Regions from separate parts of the Homo sapiens genome. Here region 2 is linked to region 1. The links are chromatin loops, found by intact Hi-C in ENCODE. Cell type or tissue: PC-3. All regions are shown on one strand. Region 1 overlaps COG7 (component of oligomeric golgi complex 7). Region 2 overlaps SCNN1B (sodium channel epithelial 1 subunit beta).

What was found. A loop is a pair of places that touch in the nucleus more often than their neighbours do. Peaks named below come from ENCODE experiments on the same cell type or tissue, not always from the same donor. Only the 100,000 strongest peaks of a DNase experiment are listed, where the experiment ranks them.
Region 2: a loop joins it to region 1, with 15 times the contacts of the local background. A loop is called at or near these places in 4 of 110 quality-filtered maps.

Annotation. Positions count from the first base shown.
Region 1 is chr16:23,389,701-23,392,200 of GRCh38, forward strand. The region is part of intron 16 of COG7 (component of oligomeric golgi complex 7); the gene reads right to left. Among named protein-coding and RNA genes, the nearest start is that of COG7, 62 kb to the right of the region's middle. In PC-3, no CTCF peak of the experiment used is centred here; a DNase peak (open chromatin) is centred at 1,161; H3K27ac peaks cover 1,256 bases.
Region 2 is chr16:23,323,864-23,326,363 of GRCh38, forward strand. The region is part of intron 1 of SCNN1B (sodium channel epithelial 1 subunit beta); the gene reads left to right. Among named protein-coding and RNA genes, the nearest start is that of SCNN1B, 23 kb to the left of the region's middle. In PC-3, no CTCF peak of the experiment used is centred here; a DNase peak (open chromatin) is centred at 1,048; H3K27ac peaks cover 1,215 bases.

The DNA.
Region 1 (2,500 bases):
ATAACACAGGTTTCCACATTTCCCAGATGACCCCTGAGGCACTGGGGATACAATCGGATACAGATTTCTGAGCCTACCCCCAGACTAGGTTGATGAGCATCCCAAGAGAGGATTCTAGGGTTCTGTCATTCTACAAAGCGACCCCGGTGGTTCTAACCACCAGGCAAGCTTGGGCAAAACAGACAGCATGGGGGAGCAAACCAGGTGCAGCCAGGTGTGACCTCAGAGAAGCCCTTCTACCTCCCTGAGTCTCTGCTTCCATCTGTCCACAGTTACCACCCATCCGGCAGCATGGATAGGGGATGAAGCGGGAAACGAACATGAGAGCACCTGATGTGTCGCAGGTGATCAATATATCAATGCTGCCTTTCCCTCCTGCCTGGGCAGTGCAACCCAACCCAAGGGAAGCCTTGCAAAGCCTTCTCCAGCTCCTCCCAGTTCATGCTTGGAAAGACTAGAAGACAGCACCACCCGATATGCCCCTGGCTAGTTTTTTTTTTTTTTTTTTTTTTCTTTTCTGAGACAGAGTTTCACTCTTGTTGCCCAGGCTGGAGTGCAATGCTGCGATCTCGGCTCACTGCAACCTCCGCCTCCTGGGTTCAAGCAATTCTCCTACCTCAGCCTCTCAAGTAGATGGGATTACAGGCGCCTACCACCACGCCTGGCTAATTTTTTGTATTTTTAGTAGAGACGGGGTTTCGCCATGTTGGCCAGACTGGTCTCAAACTTCTGACCTGAGGTGATCCACCCACCTCAGCCTCCCAAAGTGCTGGGATTACAGGCATGAGCCACCGCGCTCAGTGCCCCCCCACCGGCTACTTTCTGATCTTGGGTTCATCTCTTCTCCTTGACTAAAGTGGAGCTCCAGGCAAGGCCTCAACTTTCCTTGTGTTTTTTGTTTTGTTTTGTTTTTAATATTTTGTAGAGACAGGGTCTCACTATGTTGCCCAGGTTGGCCTCAAACTCCTAGGCCCAAGCGATCCTCCTGCCTCGGCCTCCCAAAGTGCTGGGATTACAGGCATGAGCCATGGTGCCCAGCCCCCTGTGTTTTCTTTTTAGGCCCCACTCAGGGCAGGGCCAGGAGGAGATGCCTGCTCTGTCACGGCTGACTCAGGAAGAGCTGCTTCCCAGCAAAGGTGCCGCCAGGCACGTACTTACTCCTTTACAAGTTTATCCATAAAACCGTGAGCTCCACTTGACTGTCAGCCAAGAGCTGCAAAGAGCGGGCCCACAGTCTACTAGGACATTTTTGTTTGGCGAGCAGTGTTTTTTGTTCTGTTTGTGCTCATGCTTAATTTGAATGTCTTTCAGGTGTGCATGCTTTGCCACAGACCTCACCACTCTGTCGCCTTATACCCTGTCAGTTTCATATACTAGCCTTACCTTCCCTGCCCCTAACCGTACATCCTTACAGTGTAAGCTCACTAAGCATGGGAGCTGCCTAAAGCTTTGTTGTCTCTATCTCCTAGAACTACAGCTGGCACACAGATGCTCGAGCAATGCTGAATGAGTGAAGAAATGAATCTGCAGGGGGAGCTTAACAGGGAGGAATAACAAGGACAACTGAAACTGAGGGGCAATCCCTAGATTTCACTCCACTCACTAGTTCCAGTTCTTCCCCCTGCTGCTGCTTGTACTAACAGGGAACACCAACACGCATTTGAATTCTCTCATCTCTCTTTCTCTGAAGGGCAGTAGCCAAAAGGCTGCCTGTTCCTCTGGTAAGTGCTGAGAGCTGACTATGAAATGAGCAGGGGTCAGGAACTCAGGAAAGCTGGATCCCAGGCCTGGCTCCATCACTAACAGCTCTGGGACCCGGAGGAAAGCACCTTGCTTCTAGTTCTTCTTCTGCAAAACAAGAGCCAGAAGCCGGTTGAGCCTGGCTCAGCCCTGTGGTCACTGAGGACGAAGCTCTGGCTGTGTCCCCAGGGAGCTGATCTTTCAGGCTTCTACCACCCGCTCTCCTGACCACCCCGAGAGGTGCGTTAGGCTAAAGAGCAGACAAGGTATTGGAATGGCATCAAGAGACTGGGGAGACTCCCTGCCACCTGCCAGCAGTAGCCCCATGCTCAGAGTACACCTGGGCAGTGAGGCCCTCCAGTGAAGAGGGCAGGCAGGAGCAAAGGGGACACGCCCACTGACTTGGCAGGCAGGATGCTATCTGGATGGAGACCACAAAGTGACCCTGGCCACATGGCCTTGTTATGGAACTGCCCTGGGCCTCCGTTCCCTATCGGTATGATGGAGAAGAGAGCACCCACCTCACAGGGGAGTTTGGAATTACATAAGACGATGGGTGCGAGTGCTTGGTCCAGCGCCAGGCATGCCTGGTATGCAGTAAGAGCTCATTAAACACTGGTTGGGAATTATGGCACAAATGGAGCGGGCCAGGTGGGGCCAGGCTGCAGGACTCGCTGAATCTTATCTCACTGAAGCTCCCCTCAACGGTTCTCAAGTCCTCTTCGAAAACATAGATGTCTGAGCTTCAGCCCGGTCTTGC
Region 2 (2,500 bases), 66 kb before region 1:
AATTCCCCTTCCAGCATCAGTCCTTTCTAAGGCAATTAAGTATCTAAACTCAGCAACCACCTACACATTTCATCCTTCTTTCTCCCTAATGAATTACAGTAGCCAACCTTCATTCAACAGGATGCTGAGAGCTTTATATGCATTTTAACCCTCACTGAAAACCAAACAAAAACGCAAGGAGGGAGGTACTATTGCTGGCCTCATTTGCAAATGAGACAACTGAGGCTCAGAGAGGTGATGCGATTTTGCCAAGATCACACAGCCACCCAGCCAGTAAGAGATGGGATGAAGATGCCACCCAAGTCTGTCTAACTCAAAAGCTCACTTTTTTTTTTTTTTTTTGAGACAGGGTCTTGCTCTGTTGTCCAGGGTGGAGTGCAGCGGTACAGTCATAGATCACTGCAGCCTGGAACTCCTGGGATCCAGCGAACCTCTCACCTCAGCCTCCCAAGTAGCTGGGACCACAGGCATGCACCACTTCACCCAACTAATTTCTTTTGTTTTTTGTTGTTGTTGCTTTTAGAGATGGTGGTCTCACTATATTGCCCAGGCTGGTCTGGAACTCCTGGCTTCAAGCAATCCTCCCACATCAGCCTCTCAAAGTGCTGGAATTACAGGCCTGAGCCACTGGCCCCTGGCACATTTTTAATAATAATAGGATCATTCCTGTTTCTCAAAGTGAAACAGAGAAAAAGAAACTATAGCTTGTCCTCCTACATAAGCCTCCAAACATTATCAGGTTGACCTTATTTTTCTGACTCTATTCTGGAATACCGCATTTTATTCCCAATGGAACAACCACCTCCCTTCTCCACCTCTACCCATCCTACCCCACCCCACACACACACGCCCCTGGCATCTTTCAAGGCTTGGCAGAAACTACCCTCTCCAAGTTGCCTCCAGCATTGGCAGGGAGGGAGCAGATGAAACTGACCACACTCTTCCCTGCTGGCTGTCAACACACACCACCCATCCTGGGCAAGTGGCCACTTCCATTTCTGGGGATGGGCTTAGGTGCTCACCATTGGCACCCCCCCAAGTCCTCTTTGTCCATTGGGACACAATGACATGGCTCCTGGCATGGGGCCTGGTGGGCAGGGTGTTTTCCTGTGTAATTGTACTCATACAGGGTAAAGCCCGGTGCAGCTGAGTGCTCTGGCAATAAGGAAAGCAAACACAGCAATAAGACTCTGTCAACAAGGGTATGGGAGAAAGGAGCCATCCAGGAAATGCAAGCTCTGGTGCAGCCACCTCCTCTGAAATCCCTCTTTGGTTCACTCCATCCCCAGCAGGACAGGTCCAGAAATTATGAAAAGAGTTGTCAGGCTGCTAGAGACCCAAGGCAGATTTTTCTAGTTGATTGAACGCTCTCCCTTTTGGTTGCTTTTATGTATTTTTCTTTTTTCTTTTTCTTTTTTTTGAGTCTGGAGTCTCACTTTGTCGCCCTGGCTGGAGTACGGTGGTGCGATCTCAGCTCATTGCAACCTCCGCCTCCCAGGTTCAAGTGACTCTCCTGCCTCAGCCTCCCGAGTTTTTGGGATTACCTTCCTGCACCACCATGCCCAGCTAATTTTTGCATTTTCAGTAGAGACGGGATTTCACCATGTTGGCCAGGCTGGTCTCAAACCTTTGACCTCAAGTGATCTGCTCACTTCAGCCTCCCAAAGTGCTGGGATTACAGGTATGAGCCACCGTGCCCAGCCTCTTTTTTGAATTTTTTTTTAAACTATAAAAGTAATACAATTTTGGAAAACAGGTACAAATATCAGAATGCAAGTTGAAATGCGCATCCGATCTTAACTTCTTATACAAACCCCTGTTCTGCCAAATAGTAGAAACTTAATTCCAACCCATCCAGCATCTCCCCAGATCCTTACACCAGGGTTGTACCTAAATTCAAGGAAGGAGGCTGGACATGGAGGCTCACATCTGTAATCTCAACACTTTGAGAGGTCGAGGCGGAAGGATTTCTTTAGACCATGAGTTTGAGACCAGCCTGGGCAACATAGTGAGACCCTGTCTCTAATAAATAAATAAATAAATAAATAAATAAATAAATATAAATAAAAGCCACACAGCTGTAGTCTCAGCTACTTAGCTACTCGGGAGACTGAGGTGGGAATATCTCTTGAGCCAGGGAGTTTGAGGCTGCAGTGAGCTATGATTGCACCACTGCACTCCAGCCTGGGCAACAGAGCAAGACCTTGTCTCTAAAATAAACAAAACAAAAAAATTCTTGGAAGCTTAACTTTTTTTTTTAAGTCTGTATTTCCTGCTTCCCTACAACTATCTTTGCCTAACAATAGATTTTTTCATATACTTAGAATCCTGGTTTTTTTCAAGCAGCATTCTATTATAAGCTTTTTTCCATTTTGCTATTAAAAATTATCTTCTCATTTATTACTTTTATGATGCAAGCAATATATGTTCATTGTAGGAAAGTTACAAAGCACAGATAAACTAAAACAATTTCTTAAAAATAACTCAAGATCCTGCTACC